Linked DNA regions of Homo sapiens: region 1 is linked to region 2. Evidence: read pairs that join two places in POLR2A ChIA-PET (ENCODE). Cell type or tissue: GM12878. All regions are shown on one strand. Each heading gives the region's core, and the rest is flanking DNA. Links, peaks and the distances in the headings are about the cores only. Region 1 overlaps FBXW7 (F-box and WD repeat domain containing 7). Region 2 overlaps FBXW7 (F-box and WD repeat domain containing 7).

Region 1 (16,690 bases), core at 5,856-13,855, 80 kb after region 2:
AACCACTGATTTGCTTTCTGTTACTGTAGGTCAGTTTGTATATTCTTGAATGTTATGTAGGTAGAATCATATAATGTGTCTCCTCTTTTGTCTGACTTCTTTCAACCCTAGCTCAATATATTTGAGATTTGTCTATATTGTTGGATGAATGATCAAAACTTTGTTTTTGTTTTTTTAACTGGGGAATAGTATTTCATTTTTAGTATATAGTACAATTTATTTTTTGCCCATTTCCATTTAGCTGTTATTGCTGGATTGGGTTATTAACAGTTATTGACTATTATGAATAAAGTGGTCACAAATGTTGGTGCATGGTTTTTTATGTGGACTTGTGCTCTTATTTCTGCTATGAGTGGAATGGCTGATTCATATAGTAGGTGTATGTTTACCTGTATAAGACACTGCCAAACTTTTCCGGTTTGTATCAGTTTATATTACCACTTGCAGTGTATGAGCATTCCAGTTGCTTCACATCCTCAGAATTCTTGGTATGGACAGTATTTTAATTTGATTTGTTTTAGTAGCTGTATAATAATGTCTTATTGTGGCATTCATTAATCATTAGGAAAATGCGAATTATGTTGAACATCTTTACCTATGCTTGTTTGCCATTCACATCTTTTTCTGTTGAAGTATTTTCTCGAATCTTTGCTTATTGATTTATTGATTTATTTATTTTGAGTAAGAGTCTTGCTCTGTCTCCTAGGCTGGAGTGCAGTGGTGTGATCATAGCTCACTGCAGCCTTGAACTCCTGAGTTCAAGTGATCCCCCTGCCTCAGCCTCCTGAGTAGCTGGGACTACAGATGTGTACTACAACACTTGGCTGTTTTTTTTTTTTTTTTTTTTTTTTTTTAAGGATTTTTTTAAAGAGATAGGGCCTGACTGTTGCCCAGGCTGGTCTCAAACTTCTGGCCTCAAGCCATCCTTCCACTTCAGCCTCCAGAAGTGCAGGGATTACAGGCTTGAGCCACAGTGCCTAAATTTTTTCATTGTATTGTTTGTCTTATTATTGAATTATAAGAGTTCTTTCTATGTGCTAAATACTAGTCCTTTGGATAATTACTTGCAGATTTTTTTCAGTTTGTGGTTTGCCTTTTTTTCTTTACCCATGTCTTCTCAAGTTCAAGTCTTTTATTTTGATGAATACACATTTATAGTTTTTCTTTTATATTTCATGCTTTTTGTGTTGTATTTTGGCAGGCCAAATAATGACCCCTGAAAGATGTCCATATCCTAATTTCCAAAAGCTGTATATATGTTACCTGATATGGCTCCACAAACTTTGCATATGTGATTAAGTTAAAGATTTTGAAATGAGGAGATTAGCCAGGATTGTCCAGGTGAGCCCAGTGTAATCAGAGAGTCCTTGTAAGAAGGAGGCAAAACCAATCAGGGCAGAAGAGATGAATGACTGCAGCAGAGGTTGGAATGATGTGCTTTGAAGATGAAGGGAAGGGGCCATGAGCTAAGGCCATGAGATAATAAATTTGTGTTGCTTTACACCAAGTTTATAGTAATTTCTTACCACAGCCCATATAGATTTTGCCTGTAAGTGGAATGCCGCTGTAACAAATACCTAAAAAGGTGAAAGTGGCTTTGAAATTGGGGTATTGGCAGAAGCTGGTAGAATTTTGAGGAACATAATGGAGAAAACCTAGATTATCTTGAATGTACAGATGGTAGAAATACAGATGTTAAAGGCTCTGCTGGTGATGCCCCAGAAGGAAGTGAGGAGCACAGTAGAGAAAATGTGTATCGTCTTAGAGAATACCTAAATCATCATAAAGAGACTGTTGGTGGAAATGTGAACATTAAAGGTGCTGCTGCTTGTGAGTGCTTTGAAGGAAATGAGGAAGATGTTATTGGAAACTGAAGTGAAGGAGATCCTTGTTTAGATTGTAACAGAAAGTTTACCTGAATTCCGTCCTGTAGTTATGTGACTAACTCTCCTGTGTTGCCTGGGTATAGCAGCAATCATTTATACATACATTTGCAGTTCTGTTCTGTACTTGTTATAAAGTAGTTTTAATTAAAGTGACAGATTTATGTTTTTATAAATTAAATTTATATTTAAAAAATCAGTATTTAGAACAAATATCTTAGTGGACTATATTCTTGAGATATTATTATTAAAGTCTTTTTACAGCTTCCTTTCAAATAAATGGATATGTAATTTAAACCTTTAATTTCTGGATTTCCTGATGACTTTTCTTTAAAAAGAATAATTTTTAAAAACACATTTTAATTTATAACTAAAATGGTTATTTAAGGAAACACATATATTAGTTTTATTTAGATATATGCTTTTTTATTATTAATTTGGAAAGTGGAGGTGCATTGTTTGGTAGAATAATTTTAAATGGTAGCTCTTGTTAATGGCTAATATTTATTAGTGGATACAACTTACAAATATCTGTACATTCAGTCTTTATCCTTATCTTCCATATCTTTTTCTTCTGCATTCTAGGTTTTTTTGTTTGTTTTTTGGAAGGAGGATATATAAAGTAATTATTACTACATTTTTAGCTGTTGCCAAGTTGAAAGTCAGTGTTTAGTTTTTTTTAAAAAGGGCTATTTAGTGTGGAATTCCTAAATATTATAGTTCCCTCTTCTGTCCTTTCAGAGCTATTGCACCCTGTTAAATTTTTTTTGCATTCAGTTCAACCAGTGTTTGAAAATTACCAATAGACTTAAAGTACTTCTCTGAAGTTAGAAGAGCTCCTATGTCTGATGCTATATTGCTAGTATTTCTATTCAGGTTGGAATTTGGAATAGTCATTATCAAAAGTTATTTGTAGGCAAAAGAAAACAAAAAGAAAAAAGTTATCTGTAGGAAATATTGGAGACTGGGGTACAAGGTAAGTGACACAGTGAAGAAGCACAGACAATTTCAGAATATGAGACACCTAACATGGTTTCTGCAAGGTATTGGCGTGGAAAAAAAAAAAAAAGGGGGGGGGGGCTTAGAGAGTTACTCTCCAGTAAAAGAGATATAAGAAGCAGTACTATAGTTATATACAAAGGGTAGTTCTTTGGATTCTGTTTAGATCAAATTAACTAGAAAATACATTTTTAAAATAAGATGGGGAATTTGAATATTGACTGGTATTACTTAATATCGTGGAAATATACTTATTTTGAATGTGTATAGTGACTTTGTGAGTATGAAAGGCAGTGGCCAAATTATTTAGTGATACATAATGATGTATATGGATGAGGGAAGTAATGACGTGATGTCTGGAATTTACTTTAAAATACCTTGGAAAAAATGAATAAAAGATAGATAAAGCAATATTGCTAATATTTCAGTACCTGTTAAATATAGGTGACAGTATATATATAGAGGTTCATTATACTCCTTTCTCCACGTTTTGAAAAATTTCATTTAAAAATTCAAAAAAATTCTAAAAAATATTTTTTCTTTTAGAAACTAACACATGCTGAAAAAATTCAAATTTTGTTCACTGACCACGTTTTTGCTGCCACCACTCTTTCAACATTTAAAAAATGTTCTTAAATCTTTAAAAATTCGATTTACATTTTCATTAAGAAAATGAGGCATTTGCTGGCCATTTCATCCTTCCTCTTGTATTTTTTCTCCTTACCTGCTGCCACCGTTTACTAGAAAAATATTTCTCTTGTTTTTTCTGTACCTTCTCCTTGAAATATAAAAGTTCAGTGAAGGCAGGAGAGATTTTAGCCCGTTTTTGTATGGCTGCATCTTCCTTATCCATACCTGCATAGCATGTGGTAGGTGCTGAGTAAATATTTGAATGACTGAATGGGTGACTGAATAGACTGAATGAACCAGAGTTGTAGAAGACATGGGGTGACGTGGGGTTTGGCTAAGGACAGAACCAAGGAGAACCCCTTTGAAAATTCACTCTGTGGGATTTACAGGGGAAAATGTGGGCTACTACATAAGAAATTAAGATAAGAAATCATCTTTCCTGTTTGACTGTAAAGCCTTAATATTTCAAGCATTTAACATATTCTCAGCATAAATAATTAAGTTTTTTTCTTCTTTTTTCTGAAACAGTCTCACTCTGTTGCCCAGGCTGGAGTGCAATGGTGCGATCTTGGCTCACTGCAACCTCCGCCTCCCAGGTTCAAGTGATTCTCCTGCCTCAGCCTCCCGAGTAGCTGGGATTACAGGCATGTGCCACCACGCCTGGCTAATTTTTTGTATTTTTAGTTGAGACGGGGGTTTCACCATGTTGGCCAGGCTGGTCTCAAACTCCTGACCTCAGGAACCCACCTGCCTCAGCCTCCCAGAGTGGTGGGATTACAGGCGTGAGCCACTGCGCCTGGCCAGTAATTAAGTTTTTATACTGTAAGTTCTCTAATTGTCTTTAATGTATTCTTGAAAGTGTTTTCCTCCTAATTTATTTATTACTGCAAGGCAATCCGTTCTTGAGGTTCTATTTAAAGTTTATGTATTTCTTCTCAGGAAAAAAAATTACTTAAAACTAGTGGTTTGTACAGTCAAGATGAGTTTTAGAAGCTGTTCTTATAATTTCTTTTTATGTTAAACATATATAATGTCACATTTCCCTTTTCCTAACAACTGATCTTCTTTCTTTTTCAACGTGTATTTATAAGCTAGATTTTTAAATTTTGCTCCAGGGACTGCTGTAGTTGTTCTACTACTTAAAAAAAGAAAGATGTTAGTATTGAACACTATTCTGAGACACAGCTGATAACAATTGTGCTCAACAATGAAGATGGCTAAAAATTGGGTTTTAAAAATAACAGTGAAAATTCAGAAGCATTTTATACTTGCTATTCTAAAGTGAGTATTTTTCTAATCTCTGCTTTAAAATTACTGAAGTCCTTTTAATGACCAACGCTGTATTTTAAGGAAAAAATGTGAGCAAAGATTTTTAGTGATTCTAAATTTGTTTTGCTCTCTGGATCTCTTTAAACTTTTAAAAATTATTGAAGACCCCAAAAAGCTTTGACTTATGTGGGTTATCTCTCTTGATATTTACCCTGTTAGAAAATAAAGCTGAGAAGTTTAAATAGTTTTCATTTATTAAATTTATTTAAAAATAACAGCTAATTACATGTTTACACAATTAACAAAGTCTGGCTTACAGGAAGACAGTTGGATGCTCATATCTGCTTTTGCATTCAGTTTGTTAGGATATTACATGCTCTATACTCTGACAAAAACTTTACTTTGTGTATACTCAAGAGACAGAGTAAAAAACATAAGTAACATCTTAGTATTATAGAAATAATTTTGATCTTAGAAACTCCATGTAAGTGTCTCAGGAACTCCCAGGGTTCATATTTTGAAAATTGCTGGAGTCATCTCTCAGAGGCTATGTGTGACAAATGGTGTTTTTAAATGAAACAATAATTTTTAAAATATAGTGTCAATTGGCTAAGTTTTTATTTGATACTTTTTTTTTCTTTTTTTTTTTTGAGACAGGGTCTTGCTCTGTCGTCCAAGCTGGAGTGCGGTCACAGCTCACTGCAGCCTCCACCTCCTGGGCTCAAGTGATCTTCCCACTTTAGCTTCCCAAGTAGGAAGTAGGTGGGACTACAGGCAAGTGCCACCATGCCTCAGTAATTTTTGTATGTTTTGTGGAGACAGGGTTTACCATGTTGCCCAGGCTGCTCTCATACTCCTGGGCTCAAGCAGTCTACTTGCACCCAACTCAGCATCCCAGAGTTCTGGGAGCCGGATTCTTATTTGATACATTTTTACCTTTAGGGGAACTATAAAAATTAGCTTATGCTTATTTATGCAAATAAATTTGAGCATTGAGGAAGGATGTCTCTTGTTCAGGGTTGTGTTTGTAGATTTCACATCTTTTAGACTACCATTTAAGAGAAGTGATCACCTTGTATCTTAAGGAAATGAAAATCATTTGATAGAAATGGATTGTTAAATATTTTTAAAACAAGTTTTGACAGTTACTTGCAATTAAAGGGGAAAGCAACTTTAAAATGCATTAGTTAATTGAAGAAATACTCAAGATCCTTAATTGTTGTTAGTGAGCAAGTATTAATGTTCTTTCCTCTTTGAAAACGTATCTGTACCTAGACAAAGTTAATTATAAACTTTTTCATAAACAATATTATGCTTCTTTTTCTTCTAATTTTTAAACCTTATCTTTGTTGGTTTGCCTTCCAGCTCCATCTATCTGCAACCTAAGAATCAACAATACTATACATCAAATTAGCTGATGTGGAAGGAAAATGATAAATAATGAAAATACGTCATATTGCTTATACTCTAAGTTATAATTAATATAAGATCCAAGGGATATTGGTGTGGGGGACGAGGAGGAAGGAACATTGCAAGTCAAGCTATTTCACAAGTATTCTATACCTTTGAATCTTTTATTTCATAGTTTTCTTTAGAAACAATAGTGATGCAGACTGAATAGCTAGTAAGATAACTTTCATTAATAGCAGTATGGCAGGGATTTTTAATTGATGCTTGTTGGTAATATTAGACACATGATTTATTTATAGGCTTTTAATTAGAAAACTAATACAAATATCAAATTGTTATGGACAGGTTATACATTTTTTGGCAACACAAATCCTACCAGGTTTTAATGCCTGGTACTTGTTTTTACATTAGTATGTGGTATTAATTTTTTCATTACTACTCTTAGCTTCCCTAGCTTACCCATTTGCTAGGAGTACATAGCAGCACTAGGACATTTTTCGCTAACGTGGCTGGCATGCATCTGAAAGTGTGACAGAGCAGGGGTATAGCTAGATTTTAGAAGTTCTTTTGCTCATTTAAGAAACTTAAACTTCAGATTTGATAGTACTTCAGATTCTACATAATGTGCTCTTTCGATGAATAGCTGTGTAGCAGCAGCACAGGAAAAGCAGAGTTCTTGGCAATACCCAGTTCAATTGCATCTGCAGATGAGGATTTAAAATTCTGTGCAGCAGACAGTACCTCCAGCAGGCGAGTAAAAGGTTACTGCATTATTTTTCTTGTTTGTTACCATAGCCTTTATCTACCAAAGGATTTTTAAAAAATTGAATGTGAAGTGCATGCCTGTTTTTAGATATTCTGGAAATTGATTTAAGTATAACATGAATATCAAAAGGGCAGTGCAAGGTGAAGGCAGAGGCAGTGCTGGATCTTTTTAGCTTTAAACCAGGGAAGAAATTGAGCATGTTACATACACAAAGAAGAAACCTTTCAGTGTCACAGACAATGGGAAGTTTTAAAATACGTATTTTAATTCAAGGTGTTTATTATTTAGTTTTAGACTATCTTCCCCAAAAAGGGTGCTCTTACATTAGCAATCATTGGTCTATGAATGTTCATTTAAGTTACAGTAATTTGAAGTATGATTATTTGTGAAGACTATAAAGTATTTGTATTAATGCGACCCTCCCTTGTCCTGGAAATTGTAATGTGGATTAATTACATTGTATAAACAAATACCTTTGTGCATTATTGGCAAAGGTAGAATGCTTAAGTATAAAAGGTATAGTATAGCTAGCATACTTAATATTGTTGCTTATGTTTTCAGGGTGGTTTGTGGTTTTTAAAATAATCTTTTAAATAAAATGCAGACAAGTAAGTGGGAGAAAATTCAGTATCAAAACAATGAGGTTTTTGATGGCTTTTTACTTGTGGTCAGTACCTACCTATATAGCCATATGTCCTTTTTTCTCATTAAAACTCTTCTAACATTTATGATAGCAGGAGCCTCCTTGGATTATCCAGCTTGTTTATTACATCATTATCTGCACCAGTATTTTTGCTATAGATTTTTATTGTTCATTACTTCTCAAGTCTACATAAAGTATCCAGAGGGAATTTTTGCTTGTATATTTTATTCAGTTACCCTCCTACCCTCTTCCATCAGTCCTCAAAGATTTGTATTAGCTACTGTCTACATTTTGTTTATTTAAAAAATACTTAGGCCTATATTTTTGTATTGTAGATTGAATAATAAGATTGAAAACAATTCTGTAAATTAATCTATAGTATAGAAGTAAAATTTGTTGATTATTCTTACTGTGAGTATTTGGCAGGCTTCTTGAATTGTAGAGTCATAAAAGGTCAGCAGTTCTGATTGGTAAGTTAAAGAATCCATCCAGTAATTTGCTCCCTGTTGTTTCTCAAAGCAATGCAGCAGCAGTTCTTTTCCAGATATTAAACGGTTCTTGAACAGTGTGTGTGGAGACGGGGAGGGGTGGAGCTCATTCCTGTTGGTTGTTGAAATCGTGTGCATTTACAGAGGGAACAGGTTGGATAGGCTGAGCTGAAGGAGTAGGCAAACAGATCTAAACTGATGGAAGACAGAAAGTGGTTAGTATAATTTTGGGGTGTCTTGAGTTTGCTCCTTTGTTAAGTACTTGGGCTTTAATATAAAACAATTTAAAATATTAAAGCACCTTACCTTCTTTCTAAAGAGTAGCTGGGAGACTTCTGTTTTAATATCCAGTTTTTCTTGGCGATGAGTTTGTGGCTGGCATCTTCTGTAGCAAAGCTGTTGTTTTATTCTTTTTTAGTAGTGTTTCTTTCAGCCAGAGAGCTGCAGAATGAGGCAGTTTGACAATTTTGAGTATATATGTGACATCACCAGTTCTGATTTTTTAAGTCAAATTCTCATCTAATGAGCAAGTCAATGTGTGGCTGTGGCTGCAGCATTATTTCTTCTTTAATGAAGAGGTTGAGCCGTTCGACCTGCTGCTCCGATTTGTTCTCTTGTAGCCATACATCAGACCAGTTGCAGAGATTATCCATCGAATGTCCCAGGCAACCAAAGGTAACTACATAGATTTATTTCAAATAAAAATATGCAATGAAAATGGATGCATTATGACTAAGACCAAATGATTAAAAATAAAAGACCAATTAAAGATGTTCTTAGCAGTTTTCTTGACCTTGCAGTAGATATCCAATATCATTTTGTCATCATCAGATTGTGTAGCAATGGAAATGCACTGCAGTAATTGATTTTGTAATAGGATCAGGTGATTTACTAGCTGCACTGACAACCACTTGCTTGCTTGCTCTGAGCTGTGGAGCACTCTAATGGATGTTGTGATTTCAGCCTGGAGTTTATGTGAGACTGCCGGCCACTTAAAGCAGCAGCACTTATTTTAAAGATTAGATTAGTTTTTCTTTCTTGTTTTCTTCGTTTCAAGTTTTGTGAGTAGCCTCAGTAACTTTATGGTTAAGTTGTATGCCTTCATGAAATTTTAGAGATTATATATTATTTCATTCATCAATTCATAGTCTTTCTGCTCCATATTCCTAGCTAAATATCAACATATTCTGGTATTGACCATGAGAGCATATCTCTAAAATATGAGAGTTATTGGTAACTATGCTGTGTTATCTAAATGAAGTGGAATATTCCTCACATTCGTAGATTTCATTAGCTTCAGACTCTAGCTGTAATTAGAATGATGGTAAGGTTCTTGATCTCTTGAGTTGTACTGCAGTTGTTTTGCATCCTTTTTTGGTCTTTTACTTTCTTAGTGGTTTCATGGGTAAGGCACCATTTAGGAAATATGAGTTGTATTACTTCTAAGGGATACTGATGAGGATATATAAAGCTATTTTAAAGTAGTGTTTAAGGATATAGCAAATTAAAAATCTAATATCAAGTATTATAAATTTCAAAGTGATTATTTTAAAATAATTTTTGTTTTCCTTTTCTATGCCTTTTAAACAAATAATTGGTTCAAATATAGAAGTGTAGGAATATTGCTAACTGTAAAATAGAACTACTGTCATAGAAACTCAGATGCTGTCAAAGACTTTGATTACTTAAAAGTTTTGCTGATGGTGTTAGATTAGAAAAGAAACTCTCTTCCACTCCCTTCCTCACCAATACCTCTACCTCATGTAAAGTGTTTTATACAGACTCCACCACATAAAAATACTGAATTCTTTATCATTCCCTGTTTCTGTTCTTGCCATGATAGAGACACCATTTCTCTCAACCACATCTAAAAACATTTACAAAAATTAAATAAGATTAACAATTTACTGTAGTAGAAACGGGGCATAAAATTGTCATCACATGTGGTATTCAAATCACCATGTTAAGAGAACTTTCCTTTTTGATGTACTCAAATAGTCACTTGTAGTGTTTGAAGCCTTAGTGTTTCTAGAAAGTTGAAAATATTATCTGTGCTAGTCTGCACATTTCCTTTAATTCAGATACTTTAAACATTAATTATGGAAAATTGAAAATAATTTAAACACTAGTATTTGTAATCTTTTATTATTCAACAGGTAAAAAGTTTATAGACTCTCTTGACTTCCAAGAAAAAAACCCTTCTGTGAACACTGATGAACATAAGCATGTTAATATCATTTAGGATTCGGTCAAGGATGTGTCTGAATTTCATATATATTGAAAATGTTTAATGATGGGCCACCAGCAAATTAATCATGGATATGTTTTACTGGAGTGCCGTCTATGACAGCTTCTTTTCATGATGGGTTCAGCAAATAGGAAACGAGGAAGTAAACACCAGAGTGTTGACTACTTTTTATAAAAGTTAGAAAGATAACTATGATTGGTCTGTGATTAGACAGTATTTTATGTAAAATAAATGGGCAGCGTGAAGTTCTAGCCTCAGTGGAGCTGCCTTTTCTAAAGAGCCCTGGATCGAGCATTAAAAGAGTTGGATTTAATTTGGCTCTGCCATTAATCTATTTGATAACCTTGATCAAATTATGTATGAACATTTTAAAGTCCCTTAAACATGCTCTTAAAATGTCCATTAAAAAGATTTCAATTTACCCTTACCAGTGGGAAGTATTAGAATACTTGACCTTGAAGCTATAGAAGTTAGAGTTAGGAAGAAGGATGAAGTTTCTTAAAGAATCAAGTTGTAGGTGATGTTAAAACCTCTCCTTTCACTTTTTATGTCTTTTTTTGGGGGGGTGGGTGGGTAACATGTTTTTGCTAAGAATACTGTTTTATCTCTTTGATATCCAATATTTCCTAAGTAGGATAGTAATTCTGGAAATTATCCTAGTGGTTAATAGAATAGACCTGGGATTAAAATCTGGTGCTGCCAATTTTTTCTAGACTTTCTAACAAAGATAATGTCATTAGGGAGTTTATTCAGTACCTAGGATATTTTTTAGTAAACACGTTTTAAGAAGGTTGGCCATTATGTTATTGGTGCTTTCTTCCTGTATGGCCTATTAGATAAGCGCTGTGCAGTCATCTTTGTTGCCTAGGCAAAATGGTTTGTAGGTTCATTGATTGAACTCTTACTTTGGACCAAGTGCTGTACTAAGCACTTTGGTTTTTTTTTTTTTTTTTTTTTTTTTTTTTTTTAAAGACAGAGTCTTGCTGTGTCACCCAGGTTGGAGTACAGTGGCGCGATCTTGGCTCACTGCAACCTCTGCCTCCTAGGTTCAAGTGATTATCCTGCCTCAGCCTCCCAAGTAGCTGGGATTACAGGCACCTGCCACCACACCCAGCTAATTTTTTTGTATGTTTAATAGAGATGGGGTTCTGCCATGTTGCCCAGGCTGATCTCTAACTCCTGGCCTCAAGTGATCTGCCCCGCTTGGCCTCCCAAGGTGTTGGGATTACAGGTGTGAGCCACTGTGCCTGGCCTGTACTAAGCACTTCTATGTTAATTATGTCATTTATGAGAAAGACTCTAATGATTATTTTTAAAGATGAGAGAACTGAAGCTCAGAGAGGTTCTACAACTCCTAAAAATCACACAACTGGGAAATAGCAGAACCAATGTCAAAACTTTAGGCATCAGCCTGCTGCTCAAAGGAAGTGCTCATTGAAGCGCTTCGGATTTTGAAATTTCTGATAAGTATAATGCAAATATTTTTTAAAAATCCCAAATCTGAAACATTTCTGGTTCCAAGCATTTCAGATAAGAGATACTCAGTTTGTATTTGTACTTTCAATTAAGCTGTGAGTGTAGAGATGAAGCCAAATTTCATCTGAAGATGTAATATAAATGATTACCTAATTTTTTTAGTCTTGAATAAGAAATGATTTGTTCACCTCTTACTCAGCAATAATTCGTAGGAAAAATTATTCATATAAAGCATATTTGTACTATTTGGAGTAATGTTTTCCAAAGTGTGGTTCAGGGCTGGGCACGGTGGCTCACATTGGTAATCCTAGCGCTTTGGGAGGTAGAGGCAGATGGGTCGCTTGAGTCGAGAAGTTTGAGACCAGCCTGGGACACGTGGCAAAACCTCATCTCTACAAAAAATACAAGAAAATTAGCCAGGTGTGGTGGCATGTGCCTGTAGTCACAGCCATGTAGGAGGATCATCTGAGTCTGGCAGGTCGAGACTGCAGTGAGCTGAGCTATTATTGTGCCACTGCAGTCCAGCCTGGACAGCAGAGTGAGACCCTGTCTCAAACAAAGAAAGTATGGTTCAGGAATCACTTGTATCTATCACTTTGGATGGTGGTTAAAAGTACCAGTTTACATCAGGGCACATTGAAAGAATCACCGGAATGGGATCCAGAGATCTTTGTTTTTAAATAAGCCTCTCACATGATTCTTGGTTATACCAAATTGTTACAACCAATGATATTGAGAATGTTTTCCTGTTTTACCTTGTTTCTATGCCTTGCAGCTTTTCCTTTAAGAATTTGTTTACAAACCATAGATGGTTTGTAAAATTATCCTTCTGACTTATGGTGAAATGTAAATTGGTTCTTTTGTGGTACTCATTTTAGGAACTTGTTTAGGATTAAAAGTATTCATAAACTTTGACTCAGAAAACCTACTTCTAGGAATTATAGAGATAATTCCTAAGGAGATACTCAGATTCGCAGGAAGACTTAGGCACAAGGATGTTCGTACCATTATCATCTATAATGGTGAAAAACTGGAAACAACTCAATTTCAAACATCAGATAAATGGTTTGTTTTTTATATCCATTTGTTTGGACTAACCATCCAGCCATAAAATGTTATATGGGGAAGATTTTGTAAGACATAGGAAAGTGCTCATGATTTAATGTAAAGTCTCGAAGAATATAAAATTATGGTCATACATATATGTACATATAGTGCATATGGTCTTAGGTTAAATCATATGAAATTACCGTTTTTGTAGGTCAAGAGTAGTAGAATATCAGCATTTTCATGTAGTGTAACCTAACATGGCACCCATTTTTAAAGCACATGTTTGTAGAGAAGCACATGTTTGTAGAGAAGCACATGTTTGTAGAGAACGCTTTGTAGAGAAGGAGCTGGAAGGAAATACAGCAAATTTATAAAGTGATTATCTCTGGATGATGATATTATGGATAATTTGAAATATTTCATCTTTACATGTCTTATGTTTTCAAATTTTCTACTATACCTTAGACTCAACCTTTGAAATAGGACAAAGTAAATTAATAAAACAGGGAACAGTTGCAAACTTTCTCTGAAAAACATTAAAATTTTTTAGAAGATTGTAAATCCTTTAAGCTAGTATAAGGACCCCTTTATACTAATATTCTTAACTCTTGTATTAATTATTGAGTGTGTTTATGCAAATGGATCATATATGCCTTTACCTACCCACCCAGCAAATTTTGATTGGATTTTAATCTGCAGTAGAAAGTGTCTTTCAAAAGAAGAGAAAAAAATCAATTTTCAAAGTTTTTAAAAAGAATTGGGTTCTTAAAAGACCGCCAACTATATGCAGGAGTCAGTTGGGTAGCCACGTTAAGCACAAAGCCCTGTTTTAGGCTGTGTGGTTTTGATTTTTAATTGTAATTTAACTGATCGATAAAACTCTGTAGATTAAAATTAGTAATTTGTGTATTTATTTTAAAATATTACTGTATTTTTTTGAAAGGAAAATGTTTCTCCCACTTTCATACACTTTAATCGTTTAATTTTAAAGAAATAGCTTAATTAAAGTAACAGCTACCATATTCTGGTTATCTGCCATACACCAGGTTTTGGGTGCTTTAATATGTTTTTTGTTTTGTTTTGTTTTTTTGAGAAGGAGTTTCACTCTTGTTGCCCAGGCTGGAGTGCAATGGTGCGATTTCGGCTCACCACAACCTCCGCCTCCCGGGTTCAAGTGATACTCCGGCCTCTGCCTCCCGAGTAGCTGGGATTACAGGCATGCACCACCACGCCCGGCTAATTTTGTATTTTTAGTAGAGACAGGGCTTCTCCGTGTTGGTCAAGCTGGTCTTGAACTCCCAACCTCAGGTTATCCGCCTGCCTCGGCCTCCCAAAGTGGTGGGATTACAGGCATGAGCCACCGCGCCTGGCCTTGGGTGCTTTAATATGTTACTTCTTTCAATCTTCACCTAGAATGTATTAATTAGATATGAGCTTTGTTTTAGCGTTGAGGAGGCACTGAAACTATTATAAGCTTTCCTGAGATCATATTAAGTGGTGGATCTAGGTTTTTACCTCAGTAATGTCTAACTTAAAGACCCATGTTCTTATCCCTGATACTGTCCTTGTTGGTCTGTCTGAAACTTTTAAGTGTTCATAACTTGGGAAACAAAACTGTTGTATAAGCCTTCCTAATTCAGACTGTCAAAGTGTAGAGCAAAGTATATAATGAGTCATTATTGCTGATTTTTATTCAACTATTTGTTACCTGTCCTTTAATCTGGTCAGTACATGTGTACTGGCATTTAACGATCGCCTGCTAATAGCTAACCTCTTGTGTAAACCACTGGAAATACTAAAACAGAGAAGCCAAAAATTACTTCCTTGGAGTTTACAGTCCTAATGAGAGAGACAGACAACAAAATAGTTACAAGGTATTTCAGAACATAGGTATGGAATAGAACCTGTTGGAACAGAAAGTTTTTAAACTAATAATGTTTGGGAGTAGTGGTGAAGAGTTACTTGGGAAGCCATCTTGGAAGAGGTGAATTTAGAAGGAGCCATAGATTTCGTTTTTGCTACCAGCCTAGGAATTTACATTTTAATACAAGAACCCCTGCCTCCAGAGTGATCTGTAATTCTACTGAAGTTTGAGAACCACCACTGTAGATTGTAGTTGATGCTACGAGAAAGCATATAATACCCTGAGGAAGCTGTGTGGAGTGGGAAATGAGAAGTTGGAAACCTCAGAGCAACAACATTGCTTTGATAAGTAGGGGAAGTTATATGATAGTTACGATTAATATATTATAAGCAATATCTTTTAGTGCCTAGAAGTAAGATTGGAAATGTCTTGAATTTTGTATAAGATCACAAAACTTACAGGAAGAATATCAAAATTCCGATTGAGGTTACTTTTTTCTGGGAGGGATGGTGAAATGTTATTCTTTACCCTACAATGTGTGATTAAGAGTGAATAAAAATCGTGTTAACCTTTTAAAGATAATGTTTAAGAAACAGGTTTAATTTTTAAAAGAAAAGTGAGCATAGGAGCAAAGTTTTGTAACATATTCTGCTTCTATATAGGAAATTAATTCCTAAATTTTGGAAATGACTAGTTGAAAGTAATAGCAGTCTATCCTCCAAAGAGAGCTTTTTAAAATTTATTTTTTAGAATCAGACCTGGGTTAACTTTTAGATATAATTTGGCATAACCAGCAAGTCATTGGTTATTCAAAAATAAAGATTGGAAATAATTGCCATATAGTCTTGGCTCTTTGCGTATTTTGTGATACTGATTGTTGCTTCCTCCTTTACTTCCATTTTATTATTAGAGCTTCATTAAGAGTGAATTGAAAAGAAAACTGAATTTTATTATTTTAAAAATCTGAATAGTTGGATTGGGGCAACTTTCTTCCTATTTATGAGACTTCACTCATTTATGTTGGTCTTATATTGACATTAAAGAATCAGTGTCATATACTGGTGAATATTAACAAAGAGACAAGATTAAGATTAAAGAAATTGAACCTTTAAGCAGGAGGCGTGTGACTAATGGAGCAAATTTCTGAAAGGCTTAGGGGTAGAGAAAATCAAAGCTACTGATGGTATTAATAGTCTTAGAAATGATGGAGATTACATTTTTCCTCTCAGAGACAGGCGACAAAGAAGGGAGGAGTAAAGAAACAAAACCTTTGAGATTGAGATATCACAAGTTGATAGGTACACAGCTCTCTGAAAGCTTCAGTCATCTCAATAAGGAGAGGAACATACTTAGCCATATAAGTTCGAGTTGCTGAATATACATTCTATGTAGGTAGGTCTGTGTAATTTTGATACGTATTTTCTGTTTATCACAGTGGAAATTGTTCTTGATCAATGTTTTTATTTCAATAAGAAAGATATATTGCCGCTTCCATCTTAAAATTTCTACATAGAAGAGACATGACGCTTAGTGAACGTTATTGAAAAAAAAAAACCGTATAAACTTAAGCAATGAAGAAAGAGAAACAGTGTTTCAGAATGTTACAGTATTGAACCTGAATTGGTAGAGAGAATAGAAAGTGGTGTGAACAGTCAGGGTCCAAATGACATTCTATATAAAGCATATAGGACATGATTTGGAGCAGGGAGTGGGATGGGGAATGCTTAGATTACATCTCTTTACTAGATGGGTGTACTTGTTCTGTGCAAGGTACCATTTTCTCCCCTTTTTTGTTAGCTCATATATCCCTTCCCAGTTTTGAAGAGTGCTCCACTGGTATTTATAACTTTAGTGATTTGACATTTCAGGATATACCTGTTTCAGAAAATCATAAGAAGTTTTAAAAATGCCTTGATGTAAAACAAAATTTCAGGTAAACTTAAATATTTTAAGTTTTTAATAAT
Region 2 (16,690 bases), core at 1,378-9,377:
TAGACACATGATTACAGTTCAAAGAAGCAACTGAGAAGAGTGTTCCTGAGAGTAATTTCAGATGACTGGGGAGAAATTACATTTTAGGTAAAAGCTGTATGCCTGGATTAGGATTTTGTTTTTCTAGGGAACCAACATTTTTATTATATCGTGGCTATCCAGGGCTATACAGAAGGAGGAGTGAAAAAGAAGATGCTTAGTGTGTTGAAAGTGGCTTCTTACAAAAAAGAGTTTAGAAATGGGACAGTAGACTTTGCTTTGGATGTGAAATTTTAGGGCAACAATTGGATACTGGTGCAGTTTCAAAACAGCAAAATAGTTTAGCAGGTAATATACTGAAAATGTAAAGTTGGAATTATTTTCAAAGTATTTAGGTTTCCCAGAGTACTGATGGAAAGTGAAGAGCTGAAAAGTGGGTATTTTTAGTTAGGGGGAAAATCTGAATGAATGAGACACTACCTAAAATAGATGTTTTAGAAGTGGATAAGAGTTGAAGTTAAAAAGGAATGAGCAGGCTTTAAACATGGCCACCAGTTTAGTCCCAGGGTATATTATTCTGTATTTTTGAAACAAGCTAAAATTTTTTTTTTTTTTTAAATAGGGTATATAGGTCCCTTGAGATTAAGTTCAGAAGAGTATACTTAATAATAATTTCATTGTTAAGGAATTTATAAATAGAAGGACAGATTTGTTTCCTCAAATTCATGTTTTAAAGTTCACTGTGCATTATTATCCTACGTTTGGTCTTGATATGACGAAGTGAGGCCAAAAATAGCTGACAGAGAAGGCTGCTTCCCTTGTTCACAGTTGGTGTGTGTCTTTGTGTCCCATACAATGGAGGGGATATCCCTGTGTAGGCACAGTAGTGCTGAACATGCTTTTTTTTTTTTTTTCCTTTTAAACTTTTTATTAAAAAAAAGCAACTTGGCATTTAAAAAAATGTAGACATTTTTGCGGCTTGCATTTAGTATTGACTTTAACAGGATTAAGGATTGTGAGGAAGGAAATATATATTCACACTTTTTTGTGTTCCTTAGTTGGAATTCTGCACCTTCCTAGTAGCTTCTCTGACTTCTTAACAGTGATTATTCAAATGGCAGAAACTCTGGGGAAGAGATGTTTCAACAAGGAGATAGGTCTAAGGTGATTCTAGGGTGAAAATATAGGGATTGGATTATATGCCATATGGAGGCCTTCTCTTGTCATCCTCCACTTTCCACAACATTTTTTGTGCAGTCGAAGCCATGTTCAGATGAATTTTAGAAGGCAGCCACTTATAGTTAATGTTATTTACTAGTGAGGACAGTGGGAAGAGTGGTAACTTCATGTACTTTGCCTTGGCAACTTTTGGATTGATAGGGAATTAGAGAGCCTTGAGGGTATATGTTTGTGTGTGTGTGTGTGTTTTAGCACCCACCAGATGACCCCAAAGGCCATGCATAGGCTCATTTCATTGTACTTTGGAGATGGTTCTTGGAGAAGTCTTCTGGTGCTTCTGACATCTCATTGTGTAGAGAAAGAGTTGGCAAACTATTTTTGTAAAGGGCCAGTTAGTAAATATTTTAGGTTTTACAGGCCACATGATCTGTCACAACTTTCAATTCTGTTCTTATAGTGTGAAAGCAGCTGTAGACAACAAGGAAGTGAATGAATGTTGCCGTGCTCCAATTGGCCCATAGGCCGAAGTTTTTGGACTCCTGGTATAGACAACTGCCAAATCCACCAACAAACAGTATGAGCTTTATTACACTACAAAGCCAGGACTGGCTATTTTTGGTGGTCTTTGTTTTCTAGATGAGATGTTTTTCTCTGAGTTCATTTAAAATGATTCTGCATAAAGCACATACTCTACTGTACAAAATACTTTTGCCTTCATGGTGATGAAAACTATGGATTGAGGGTCGGGGTGATACCATCTTTAAAGGGATGCAGCTAAAAAGTAGGGACTACCTGCATTTCTTATCTAAAGATAACCACAGTTGGCATTTAGTGATATACTGGCTTTGTATCATGGCCAAAAGTATCTGTAAAGAAGCTTGTGGGCATACTTTTGAAACCTTCTGAAAATAAATGTAAAGCATTTACTTCGTGTGTAAAATTAGAAGTGTCTATGGTTGGTTTGAATAATATGAGTCAAATTATAAGAGCATTAAAGTTTGATACTGCTATCTATTAAAGTCTTAATCTCTTGCAGTGGCTAATTCAGTGTGTAGAATTACACATCGCAATTTTTGTTTTGTTAATTTCAAGTACTAGTGTATATTAACAAATCACTTAAATCATTTAAATGTGTACTTTAAAAAGCTTTGATGTATATACATATATATACGTATATATATATATGTACACGTATATATATACACGTGTGTGTGTGTGTGTGTGTGTGTGTGTGTGTATTTTTTTTTTTTTTGTGACGGGGTCTCATTCTGTCACCCAGGCTGGAGTGCTGTGGTGTGATCTCAGCTCACTGCAACCTCCACCTCCTGGGCTCAAGTCATCCTCCTACCTCAGCCTCTCGAGTGGCTGGGATCACAGGCATGCGCCACCATGCCCGACTAATTTTTTTGTATTTTTGATAGAGATGGGTAACAACTTTTGGATTGATAGGGAATTAGAGAGCCTCGAGGGTATATGTGTGTGTGTTTTAGCACCCACCAGGTAACCCCAAAGGCCATGCATCATGTTGCCCAGGCTGGTCTCTTAACTCCTGAGCTCAGGTAATCCATCTACCTCGACCTCCCTCAGTGCTGGGATTGCAGGCGTGAGCCACCACACCTGGCCAGCATTGCTATATTTTTAAGAGTGAATCTTTCTCACATGTGTTGTTCAGAAAGTGTAATTCACTTTGTGCAATTTTACATTACAGTTAATATTAAAATATTTGTTTCATATGTCAGCAGATACCAACATTGGATGATGGTATATTTAGTTTCATAAATCCTATTTATTTTAGGATTCCCTTGTTTATGGCAGGGGTGGAGATTACTCTTGCAATAATGATCACTTTTTAGTTAGTTTGAAACCTGCTTTTAGTTTATATGTAGTATTTCTACATATTGTTACTTAAATTGAACTAACAATTTACTTTTTAATTTTTCTTCTTCCTTTTAAAAAAAGAGTATATAATCTGACAATGTTAGTACATCTTTTAGAAGGTCACTATAAAGTTGCTTTCCCTATTTATTTGGAAAGGATTATTTCCTTATTATTTTAAAAAATCTTTTAATTTTTGTCTTTTCAAGTAATTTTATCATTGTCCCAAGCCTAAGGATGAGTGGCAATTTAAAAGACACAAGGTGTGCATCTTCTATCTGCAAATACTCCAAACAGAAATTATTCCAGTTTGTTGATACTTTGAGTGGACCAGGGAAAAATGTGTATGTTTTTAGTGTAACTGAATTGTCATTACAAAAAGATGAGTAAAGTTGCTGTTAAATAATGAATTCTTGCTGTTAATTTGTCCTGTTCTTAGACTTTCCCCCATTAAGTATAATGGGGGAAAATGTACACACACACACACACACACAAAGTATGTATGTGTAGATATACCTAGCGTATTGTGCTAGATGTTCATTTCTGCATGACTGCTCTGGAATTTAGGCAATATTAAAAGACCTTACAAAATATTTTTAATATCACTTAATATCCTGTTTTATGTCTTAATGTACTTTTATGTTTTTGCTGCTTTCTGATGATACCTCCTTGGTACTTCCTCATGATACCTTTCACAGTATGTTTAAATGGAATGTATTTTCTCAAAGTACGTGACATTTTCTGAACACTATGGGATATATATCTTCTAGTAATTATATTTTTACATGCAAGTATCTTTAAAAATTTCTTCCTATTACAACTTAAGAATTGTGAAACATTTGAGGGAGCATCTGCAGTTTGAGCACTTGATCTGGATATTGGAATGACAAACTTAACATTTAACTAAATTTTTCTGAGGTGTTCTTTTACAATTTTTGAGTTAACACTTGATTTCTGTAAAGCAGAAGGCTTATAAGAAGAAAATATGAGAGCCAGTGTTCGTCTTGTATTATCCTGCCATGCACGTAGTTGAAAATCAGAAACAAACAGAAATGCACAAGAGACCTTATTGCTTGAGTATCTTCTGCTCTTCCCCCATCAGACCTAAGGGACAGCTAGTGGATCAGTCAGATACTGTGCAGTTTCTGTTGCTATGCTGTGTCACCTTTGCCCTTTCTTTCTATCTGGAAGATAGCTACTGGAAATCTGGCTGTAAGAAAGAGATAGCATGTTTTTTTCCTCTCTCTCTCTGTGTGTTTCTGTCTGTCTGTGTACCTGTACCTAGTGTATTGTGTTAGATGTTCATTTCTGCATGACTGCTCTGGAATTTAGGAAATATTAAAAGACTACAAAATATTTTTAATATTATTTAGCCTTTTCTCTGAGAGGATCACATCCTCTGGCTTTGGCGTTTTCATCTCACAGCATCTTAAACGAACCCGTCAATGTTTATTATCAGTTCCAAATGTGAAGTCTCAAGGCAAATTGTTGGTTTGTTTTTGGAAGAATGTATGTGTGTGTGTATATATATGTGTGTGTGTGTGTGTGTGTGTGTGTGTGTGTGTGTATATAATTTTTAAATTTTTAACAAAAATTCCTGATCTAGTCAATGCTTATGAGAGTGTGTGTGGTTTGTATAAAATTATTTTTTTTAGAGACAGGGTTGCTTGTTGTCACCAGGCTGGAGGGCAGTGGTGTGATCCTTGCTCACTGCAGCCGTGACCCCCTGGGCTCAAGTGATCTTCCCACCTTAGCCTCCTGAGTAGCTGAGTAGCTGGGACTATAGGTGTGTACTGCCACACCCTGCAAATTTAAAAAAAAAATTCTGTAAAGACAGGGTCTCACTATATTGCCCAGGCTGGTTCTCAAACTCCAGGACTCAAGCAGTCCTCCTGAAATGGCCTCCCAAAGTGTTGAGATTACAGGCTGGGGCCACAGTGCCCGGTCAGAGTGTGTGTATTTTTTAACAGCCTTTTAGGATTGCATGCTTTTTAGGGGGGTGAATGAGGGGTAATATACCTTTGCATGACATTCTCTAGGTCTGAGAAGGAGTTGCTTCACTAAAAGTGTAATTTATAATTACCAAATGGTTGAAAACAGGTCTACCTGGAGTCAGCAACAGGCAGCTAGTTTACTTCTCATTTACGTAATAAAATACATTCATAATATGCATTCAGTAATTCATAATTCAATAATTTCTTGGCTTCATGGCCTTGGACAAGCTATTTATTATCCTTTTAATTTTGGTGGCATCACCTGTTGATGGAGGAAAACGTGTCCTTTACATGGTGGTTGTTAGGATTAAATGAGATAATATAAAGCATGCAAAGCTCTTAATCCAGTGCCTGGCATATAGCATTTGACCCATCAGTGTTAATTTATTAAGTTAAAGTTGTTTTAAAGTGTGTTGTAGATAGAAGATTTAAATCAGGCCTTATATTAAGCCCAACATTTAAATTCAACACTTGAGTTTGACAAATAATACTGAAGTAATTCTGTGTTTTCAGAAACATCTAAAACTTCATTAACATTTTATTAAAAACTGAAGAAATGACAGAACTGTTGGGCTTTTTTTTAATAGAAAAGAAAGACTGATTTGAACATAACTGGAATTTGAATTTAGTTTCAAAGATCTCAGTAGTGCATGGACCAGAAAAGAATCCGTTTTTGAATAGTTAGTGATTATGATAGTGACTGTGGTTTAAATTGCCCATTTAGAAATAGCAGGATCTAATTCAGTTATCAGCCTTTTTAGTTGCCCATCTCTTTAACCCCTGGAAATAAAAAGCTTTAAAAAATCATTAAGAAGTTGAACGGAAATTTTATCTGTGTCATTTACATCTCAAATTAAGATCGAAATAATTTTGTTTACATGATTCTATTTTAACTACTTAATTTTAGTTTTTGTTTTTTCCTGAAATTATTAGTATGTGGGTTTTAAAAATTCCTTTTTTTGTGTGCTTAATATTTGTTAAATACAAGATTGGTTTTCAGAAATACCTTTTCTTCGAGTAGGGCATAATCAGTGTTTTATTGGCCAATACAATAAATAAATGCTTCTTGATTGTTTTTGTATTTGGAAAGAAATTCTATGTTGAGAACAGTTTTGGTATGCTTTCCTTCATTGGCTGTTTATTGAATAGAACTGTATATTTAAGGTATATGAAAAAAATCTAAGCTAGAAAAAAAGACTGAGATACATTCTTGGAAGAAAATACTTGCAAACTATGCATCTGACAAAGGTCTATTGTCCAACGTCTATAAGAACTTAAATTTACAAGAGAAAAACGACCCCATTAAAAAGTGGACAAAGGACGTGAATAGACACTTCTCAGAAGAAGACTTACATGTGGCCAACAAGCAAAGAAAGCTCAATATTACTCATTAGAGAAACGCAAATCAAAACCACAATGAGATACCATCTCAGACTATTCAGAGTGGCTACTATAAAAAGTCAAAAAATAACAGATGCTAGTGAAGTTGTGGAGAAAAGGGAACACTTATATACTGTTGGTGGGAGTGTAAATTAGTTCAACCATTGTGGAAATCAGTATCGCGATTCCTTAAAGAGCTAACAGCAGAACTACCATTCCACCCAGCAATCCCATTACTAATGGGTATATACCCAGAAGAATATAATTCATTCTACCATAAAGACACATGCACACGCGTGTTCCTTACAGCACTAATCACAATAGCAAAGATGTGGAATCAATCTAAATGCCCATCAGTGACAGATTGGATAAAGAAAATGTGGTACATACACACCATGGGATACTGTGCAGCCATAAAAAAGAAGGAGATCATGTCTTTTGTGGGAGTATGGATGAAGCTGGAGGCTATTATCCGTAGCACACTAATGCAGGAACAGAAAACCAAGTACCGCGTGTTCTCACTTATAAGTGGGAGCTAAATGGTAAGAACTTATGAACAAAATGAATAGACACTGGGGTCTACTTGAGGGGGAGGGTTGGAGGAGGGAGAAGAGCAGAAAAGATAACTATTGGGTACTGGGTTTAATACCTGGTTGTTGAAATAATAAGTACAGCACACCCTCGTGACATGTGTTTACCTATGAAACCTTTACATGTACCCCGAAACCTAAAATAAAAGTTTAAAAAATATATTCTTTAGCACTGATTATCTTGCTAGCTGTGACTTCTCCTTTTAAGGAAAGTTTGCTTTAGATTTTGGTGTAAATGTAGAAATTAGATGGGTTTATCTGCTAGTGGCTCTCTAGTTAGATGATTAATGAATATTCTAGTTTAAAAAATTTCAGCATTTTAAATACTTTTCTTTATTGGTAACGATTTGGATTATGCTTCTAGGGATCTTTACATTTCATAGTTTTTCAAAAAAGACTTTATAATGAGTTCCTGGATGGGAAGAAGAGCATGTTCTCTCTAGTTTATTTGATTTCTTCCTGATTATTATGTATGTAATACTGGAAGGTTGTGTAAATAAATATTTGGGTTGTAAGTTTTCTTTTGCATGATTGGTGGTCTCTTAATTGACTGCTGTGTGAATTTGATAGTATAAACTAGAATGCTTATACAGTGAGTGGGGAAGCCTTTTTCTACTGAGTGTTATGCAGGTGGATTTTTCCCCCCTGCGGATAAATACTAAACTTTTATATTACCAGATTTAGACATTTAGACAGGAAACAAAATTTCCTTTTTTTTAAAATAAATGAGCGGGAGAAGAGAGTGGGGTTGTACAGAGGTGGGGAGAGAGGCAGTAAAGGAGGGAGGAAAGAAGAGGCAGATATCAGGGAGAGTGGCTCCGGAAGTTTTGAGTTCAGTCTTAGTCAGAGGTCACACCCTGTTATTTCTTTGGGTTGTGGACATGAGGTGTTACCACTTGTTATCTGTCACCCTTTGAAATGATGATTAGATTATTGGTTTTTATTCATAGCTTTTCAACATTTGGGTTCTTTAAACCATTGAAGGTTTAGTTTGTATGGGATAATCAGTGTTATTTTAGGGTGGGAAAATTTCCACCATACCTGCTAGGAGAAGGGGATGGCCAAAGAGTTTTTGACTTACAGAGGAGTTTTTTTGTTCTGTTGTTTTTTCCTCATTGACTCTATTTCGCTAGCTTTGTCTGAGAGGGGTGCTTATAATTCTATATGTGACATAGTAGCTGAGAGGCAAGCTTTGGAGTTGATAGACCCAGGTTCCAGCTCTGCTGCTTTGTGATTTCAGGCAAGTTATTTATTCCATGTGTGTTTCTTTTAAAACTGGGATGATAATAATAGTACCTGTTTCCCTTATAGAGTAATTAAGAGGATTGAGTGAGATAATGCATGTAAGCCTTTAGCACAGTGTCTGCCTAAGTTAGCATCCAGTAAATGTTAGCTGCTGCAATAATAAGAAATATTATAGTATTAAGTTATTGTTATTTCTGTGAGGGTGCTGGTTTTCTGAATGCTGAGACATTGGTGATCTTTGCTCCTGAACGTGTTACTATTTGGAATACTGCCTTTATTCAGCAGCAGATTCAGTTCAGATTTACTGAACACCTACTATGCCAGGAATTGATCTAAATAAGCAAAACAAAAATCCTGCTCTCTTGAAACTTACTTTCTGGTTAGGAGAGACAAAATACACAAAACAAAATAGATGATGTGTCACTCAGGAAATTTGGTTGTTGGACTTTGTCTAAGCTTTCATTAACCAACCCTAGCAGTCTTAACCTTTACATACTTTTTGATTGTTCCTGTTGCTGTGCTTGAGAGTGTTTGGAGGTAGGGGCACCCTAAAAGCGTATCATAGACTAGCTTTATTGTCTCCAGCTTCAGCTTGATCCTAATTTTAAGGCAGCCTTAAATGATAGTTTTCATCATTTCCTTGACTTACTACTTAAATTGGCTATCTCAAAACTTTCAGTCCCCAAAACTTGTATTTCACATCATTCAGAGAGATGTTGCTCCTCCCCAGCTGCTCCTCTTTTGCTCTTCTATGCCATTTTCTTAAGAGGAGGGGATACTAGAAGCATCTTTTTAGATTTATTTTCTGACTAGTCTAACTGTATACTTTTCTTTCTCATATTTTGTGTTTTCTACCCTTTATTTATTGTTAACTGATACATTTAATTTGCTTATTTTCTTTAAAATATGTGTTTTTTTTGGTCTCTCCAATTAAATTGTGAAAGTTTTTAGGTCAGGGACCACTTTTCTATTTTGACCTTGAGCTTACTCTCTTGAAAAAAAGATAATACCACCCAGGGATGTTGTGAGACCTCAAAGAGATAATGTGTGAAAGGGGTCCTGGAGCCAGATCCTTAATAAATGTTAGTTTCTTCTTTGAACCACTCTAGTTGCTGAAACTGCTGTGCATATAATCAGTGCTTAAAAAATGCTTGTTAATTTATCTTGAATTGAGTTTGTGAACTTTCAATTGTCACTTGGTGGTAGTTTTAGTTTTTAGTGCTAGATAAGATTCAAAATACTACTTTTCAAGTGTCAGATGATAAATGCTGGGTCATTAGTGGTAGAGCTCAACAGTGATTAGGAGCAGGAACTTGAGCCATCATTGTTTGGGTTCAAGTACAGGCTACCACACTTACTGGTTGTATGACCTTTGGCAAGTTGTTTAACCTCCCTCGGTTTCTTTATCTGTAAGGAGGGGAAAATGATATCTACCCACCTCATGGTTACTTCTTTGTTAGTATTAAACGAAGTAAATGAGAAGCTCGAAACAGTGCTTAGTATATAACAATCTATAACAGGGTCCCCAGGGGACATTTGGCACTATTTGGTGATGTTTCTGATGGTCATTTGGGGGAGTGGGGAGAGGGAAGGGTGCTACTGGTATCTCGTGGGTAGAGGTTAGGTATAAACAAGGTATAGGACAGCATCCACAACAAAAAAATTACCTGGTCCAGAATGCCAGCCCTGCCAAGCAACATTGGGAAACCCAGCTTAGTTCCTTTGTATAAGGTACTTTGCCAGTTAGATTCTGTATACATGCTGATTATTGATAAAGATGAGTCACAGACATGGATAGGCTTCATTTAACATTCATTTTAAAAGACAGACATGTAAGAAGGTTAGTAGGTTTCATTTCTTTTTAAGGTTACAGGGAAAGTACTCCAAAATTAATCTAAAAGTCCTTACACTTTTTTCAGAAACTGAGAAAAGGTTCCAGATGAATTTTACTAATTTAATTTTTTTATGACGAGCTATTCATGTAAAAGTGTATTATGAATAGAGGGCTTATGAGATATGAGTGCCGTAGTGTGTATTCATAAAGTCAAACGTACACTTAAAAAACAAGTATCAAGGTAAATGGAATGATCTATTGGGGGAAACCTTGGAGCTCTCTCTCTTTCCATATGTTTTATTACTCACCAAGTCAAGGGCTCTTTAACTTAGGATCTTGTTTTTCTGTGTACACTTTTCCTGTTTACTGTTTAAAATTGGACCCTTACTAAAAATACAGAAAATTAGCTGGGCATGGTGGCGTGCACCTGTAATTTCAGCTACTGGGGAGGCTGAGGTAGGGAGAATCGCTTGAACCAGGGAGACGGAGGTTGCAGTGAGCTGAGATCGCGCCATTGCACTCCAGCCTGGGTGACAGGGCGAGACTCAGTCTCAAAAAAAAAAAAAAAAAAAAAAAAAAATTGGACCCTTACCATTCCTTGTCCATTTCAGGAGCCTCTTAATTGCCTTGCTTCTGTTCTTTCTCTGTATTCCCACTTGAATTGACTCTTCTTTGCTGGGATCCCTTTGGGATCCCTTCTAGTCCAGATCCAATCTACCCTTCAGAGCTCCTTCCACCGTCCCCTTATTTCTGGGAGAGAATTCAGCCTTAATACCCTAAGGATGGAATTTGAATGTACTGACTTTTCTGCTATTTACAGGGTTGTGTATTATCTTTGGAAGAATTGGGAAGTCATATCATTTTCTGTATGTTGTGGTTCAGGTGACTTGTTTCACTTGTATCCAAACACTGGTTGTGTGTCCATGTATATACAGCATGTATGTACTTTAATGTCTATTTGTATGTGTGTGTACATGTATATTCTTTCATGTATATTTGTCTCTACACCTTGCTGTTTCCTCTGCTTGGAATATTCTTTTCTTTTCATCTGGGAAACATTTGTCTCTTCAGACCCTACTTAAATATTGATCTCCTAGGAAGTGTGTCCTGATTAATATAACTAGAATTAGTTATTTTTTTCCACTGGTTACCCACAGTATCTCTGTGGCTTTTATAGCACTTAACATCCTTATTTGTATTTTTCTTTTCTACTGATCTCTCAGTTCTTTGAGGGCAAGAGTCTTGTCTTAGTCAACACCTGCTCCCCCAAGTACCTAACATTCCTGCCACATTGTAGACATATAGTATGTTAACAAATGAATGGGAGAGACAAAAAACTGGAAAGCTTTTAAATAAGTTCTATGGGGGTTGGCAGGAGGGGAGACCACACATTATCTTGTCACCTTTGTTTCCAAGTGCTTAGTGTTGTGCTTGCCCATAGGTGTTCAGCAAATATTTGTTGAATGAATTAGAAGCAAATCCCAGGAGCTGATAAAATTTTCATGTGAACTTTTTTCTTCTGCATTTCTAGAAAGCATATCCTAGAAGTAAAGTAGCTTAGATATTTTGGAACATCTTATTCTTAAAGTCGACCTTCCTATTTTTGACTCAGTAGTGAAACTTTGATCCAATGGATACTTCCTGAATAGTGCTTTTGGCTGATTCCTTTTTCACAACATAGGTCCGTTCTGGTGTTGAGTTTGTTGGAAAGATGAATATGTAGTATCATTTTTACATCATGGAGGAGCCATCATTAAGTAACAGTGTTAAATAAGGACTGGTCCCCTTTGCACATTTGGGCCCAAATTAAGTGAGTATGTACTCTTAAGTATGGGTAATGATTGAGGCTATTGAGGTGTAGGAAAGAAAGAGGACAACTGGAGGTGAAGAAGTGACCTACTAGATCTCTTTTGCTTTTGGTAATGATTGATTTTTTTTTTTTTTTTTTTTGAGACGGAGTCTCGCTCTGTCGCCCAGGCCGGACTGCGGACTGCAGTGGCGCAATCTCGGCTCACTGCAAGCTCCGCTTCCCGGGTTCACGCCATTCTCCTGCCTCAGCCTCCCCAGTAGCTGGGACTACAGGCGCCCGCCACCGCGCCCGGCTAATTTTTTGTATTTTTAGTAGAGACGGGGTTTCACCTTGTTAGCCAGGATGGTCTCGATCTCCTGACCTCATGATCCACCCGCCTCGGCCTCCCAAAGTGCTGGGATTACAGGCGTGAGCCACCGCGCCCGGCCGGTAATGATTGATTTTTTACCCCCAGTTATTTTTAAAGAATTGGCAAGGAAGGAGAGGGGTATGAATCTAGAAGATAAGAATGTAGATTTTGTAATTCATGATCATTATTATTACCATGTATTGAATGTTTACTGTATGTCAGGAACTGTCCTAAGGATTTTTACAACCGTTATTTAACTTAGTCCTCACAGCAGTTCATATGAAATAGCTACTGATGTTTTATGGCAAAGGAAACAAATTCAGAGAAATTTCCAAGAACACATCGGAATTTTGACTTGCAGAACTGGGATTCAAATCTAGATCTGTCATACTCCATGGTCTATGCTTTTAATCATGCATGCTGTCTCTTAAGTTTTTATTGAAAATGGAAAGTTGTACTGACATAGGAGGGGAAAATGATAGAAAATCATCCTATTGGAAGGCAGATTAACAGACTCGTGAAGAAGCAATTCCCAGTTTTATGTCATTATACAAAATAATTGTGAAATTGAAGTCCGTCATTTGAATTGATTTGCATTAACCCTCATTTTTTAGTCTTGCTCTTGGAATCATCATCAGGACAGGTGTCCCAGATATGTTAGCAGTAGAATAAATTTATCTAGGCAAAATCTGTCTAAGATTATGGAGAAAACTGATTTTATATGTGAAATGTGTTGTTGAGTGAGAGTTAAATCTTTTGAAGGAGATTATTTCAGGATGAGCCTCAAATACATTATTTAGGATTTGAAAACCTATGGTTTAGCAGAAAATCTGAGAATCAACATTTGTTAGTCTCTTGGGTATAAATTGCTTAAGTCAGTGGGTATCTGATTATTCTTTCTTTCTTTCTTTATTTATTTATTTATTTATTTTTGAGACAGAGTCTCACTCTGTAGCCCAGGCTGGAGTGCAGTGGTGTGATCTTGGCTCACTGCAAGCTCTGCCTCCCGGATTCACGCCATTCTCCTCCCTCAGCCTCCTGAGTAGCTGGGACTACAGGCGCCCACCGCTACGCCCTGCTAATTTTTTGTATTTTTAGTAGAGACGGGGTTTCACCGTGTTAGCCAGGATGGTCTCGATCTCCTGACCTCGTGATCCACCCACCTTCACCTCTCAAAATGCTGGGATTACAGGCATGAGCCACCACGCCTGGCTTCCCTTATGTAATTTCTTAAACTATTTTTGTTTGCTGATTTGGTGTTTGTAATTTAAAAAAAATTTATTTTTTCTTCTTTTACATACTTTGTAGAACTATTCCCTACCCAGTGAGTTTATTTATAGATATTTCATATTTAATTAATACTGTGAGAACATAGTTTTTATATCTGTATTTTTGTTTTTTCATTAGGATATTTAAAATAATTTTTGTAATTCTGTTACCTTAAAAAGAGCTAAACTTAGATGTTGGCCTTTAAAAATGTTTTGTGAAAGATTTTCTCTTGGTTCCATTTAAAATACTGTATTTGTAACTATAGTTAAATACATTTGAACTTTGCCCTTTTCAGAAATTTTAATTATATGCCTTTATAAAATTTTATCAAAAGTTACATGCAAATACTAAGTATAGAGTGCTGAAGCTGAGCGTGATGGCTTATGCCTATAATCCCAGTTACTCGAGAGGCTGAGGCAAAAGGATTGCTTTAGGCCGGGAGTTGGAGACCAGCCTGGGCATCATGGCAAAACCTTGTCTCTACAAAAATAAAATAAATTAGCTGGGTGTGGTGGTGTGCACCTGTAGTCCTAGTTACTTGGGAGGCTGAGGTGGGAGGATGGTTTTGAGCGTAGTAGTTCAAGACTGTAGTGAGCCAAGATCCTGCCACTATACTTTAGCCTGGGTGAGAGAGCAAGACCCTGTTTCAAATATATAAATAAATAAAATAGTAGGCTGGGTGCAGTGGCTCATGGCTGTAATCCCAGCACATTGGGAGTCCAAGGCGGGTGGATCACTTGAGGCCAGGAGTTCCAGACCAGCCTGGCTGGCATGGTGAAACCCTGTCTCTACTAAAAATAGAAAAATTAGCTGGGTGTGGTGGTGCGTGCCTGTAATCCCAGCTACTCTGGAGGCTGAGGCAGGAGAATTGCTTGAACCCGGGTGGTGGAGGTTGCATTGAGCTGAGATTGCACCATTGCACTCCAGCCTGGGCGACACAGCGAGACTTTGTCTTGAAGAAAAAAAGAAAAAAATAAGTATTGAGTGCTGAATGATGTTCTATAAAAGATTAAAAATGCCTAAGTGGAACTAAATTCTGGTAAATAGAATTTAGGGGTTGGGGTAGAAAGAATCAGATAAGTACTTCAAGATTTTCAGACTTTAAGTCTAAGGCTCATTAGTATCCTCTGACATAATCTACTACAGGTTTCCTTTCTTAGAAGTGAATGTTAATATGGCACCACTATACAAATAATATCGATATCGGTATTTGAGTGTTTATTATGTGACAGGCACTGTTCTGTGTCCTTCATGTGTATTACCTCATCCAGTCCTCACGATAGCTCTATGAGGTAAGTGTTGTTAATATCCCTATTTTATAGCTGAAAATTTGGCATAGAGAAGTTAAACATGGTCAAGGTCCCACCTTTAGTTAATAGTGGAGCTGGGATTGTTTCCAGGCAGTCTGGCTCTAGAGCCTGGGACCTTAATCTTTATTCTATACTGTCTGTGTCATCTGTAAATTTATTTCTTATATATTATTTATAGAACAGTGCCTGGCACACAATAAGAGCCATAGAAGTACTGGCTATTTTCATTGGCATTTAATTATATATGAGGTTGGCAGAGCATGCATTATTATTCCATTTGTTTATTTATACTATTAATTAGATAGTAGACTTTATTCAGATTTCTGTGTTTCCTTTTTTTAAATAGTCGAGTTTACCGAAGTTCTTAGAAACTGGATGATTGCCTCCAATAATGTGGCCATGCTAGATCTCAAAATTAACTTTTTTAAAAAAACCACCCCTCCAACTTTATTTACACTTCCTTAGAAATGGATAAAGACCAAGATTGGGCTTCTGTTTTGATATGTCATTGGTTTAGAAAGGCAGAAACAGCCTGGCACGGTAGCTCATGCGTATAATCCTAGCACTTTGGGAGGCTGAGGCGAGTGGATCGCTTGAGCTCAGGAGTTCGAGACCAGCTGGACAACATGGCGAAACCATCTCTACTGAACATACAAAAATTAGCTGGGTGTAGTGGCACTTGCCTGTAGTCCCAGCTACTTGGGAGGCTGAGGCAGGAGGATTGCTTGAACCCAGGAGGTCGAGGCTGCAGTGAGCCAAGATGGTGCTACTGCAGTCCAGCCTGGGTGACAAAATAAGACCCTGTCTCAAAAACAAACAAAAAAAGCGGAAACAACCATACTAAGTTTACAGTATTGTTTGTGTGCCTACTTGGTGGAAGAAATAAATTCTTAGAAGTTACACTTTCTTTAAAAAATTAAAAATTAAAAACTGTGCAGTGTTGAGATTAGTATTACCGCTTATCTTGCTGACTTGTGAAATTGAATTACATCACTTATAATAATGTGAAGTTTTAGAAATTGTTTTGATGATAAAGAGTAGCAGCCTTTAAGAGAAATAATATAAACCATGTTTCCTCAAATCTAAATGGTCATCTGTATGGTATTAGTTTTCCATCGCTCTACAGAAGCAGTCCCCAGCCTTTTTGGCACCAGGGACCATTTTTGTGGAAGACAGTTTTTCCGTGGATGCGGGGAAGGAGAGGCAGTGGGGAATGGTTTGGGATGAATCATCAGGCATTAGGTTCTCTTAAGGAGCACCTAACCTAGATGCCTTGCATGCACAGTTCACAATAGTGTTTGTGCTCCTATGAGACTCTAATGCCACAGCTGATCTGACAGGAGGCGGAGCTCAGGCGATAATACTCCACCTGCAGCTCACCTCCTGCTGTGCGGCCGGGTTTCTAACAGGCCACGGACCAGTACCAGTTGTGGACCCCTGCTCTACAGCAAATTAACACAAATTTAGCAGCTTATCTTACAGTTTCTATTGGTCAGGAATTTGGGTATGGTTTAGCTGGGTCTTTCCTCAGGTTCTCACTAGGCTGAAATTAAGGAATCAGCCGGGGCTCCTATCTCTTCTGAGGCTCTGGGTTCTCCTCCAGGCTCACCGGTTGTGGGAAGAGTTCAATTCCTTGTTCTTGTAGATCTGATGTCCCTGTTTGCTTGCTGGCTGTCAGCCAGGGACCACTTTGAGCTCCTTAGAGGCCCACCCCCGCCACCATGTTCTTGCCATGTGGCCAAGTTATTATGTTGTGTATGACTAAGGAAGAAAAATGCTGGATTAAAATATAAGACAAATTCTTACTTTATGTATGACTAAGGAAGAAAAAATGTTGAATTAAAACATGATACAACACATTATTGCTTGGACAGTG

The links. ChIA-PET counts read pairs that join two places held together with the same protein. Peaks named below come from ENCODE experiments on the same cell type or tissue, not always from the same donor. Only the 100,000 strongest peaks of a DNase experiment are listed, where the experiment ranks them.
Region 1: POLR2A ChIA-PET joins it to region 2 with 5 read pairs; 10 of 35 experiments call an interaction of 5 or more read pairs at or near these places.

Annotation. Positions count from the first base shown.
Region 1 is chr4:152,440,525-152,457,214 of GRCh38, reverse strand. The region is part of intron 2 of FBXW7 (F-box and WD repeat domain containing 7); the gene reads left to right. Among named protein-coding and RNA genes, the nearest start is that of MIR3140, 41 kb to the left of the region's middle. In GM12878, for the core only: no CTCF peak of the experiment used is centred there; no DNase peak of the experiment used is centred there.
Region 2 is chr4:152,515,776-152,532,465 of GRCh38, reverse strand. The region is part of intron 2 of FBXW7 (F-box and WD repeat domain containing 7); the gene reads left to right. Among named protein-coding and RNA genes, the nearest start is that of FBXW7, 12 kb to the left of the region's middle. RefSeq lists a silencer at 16,311-16,529. In GM12878, for the core only: no CTCF peak of the experiment used is centred there; no DNase peak of the experiment used is centred there; H3K4me3 peaks cover 4,538 bases; H3K27ac peaks cover 5,000 bases.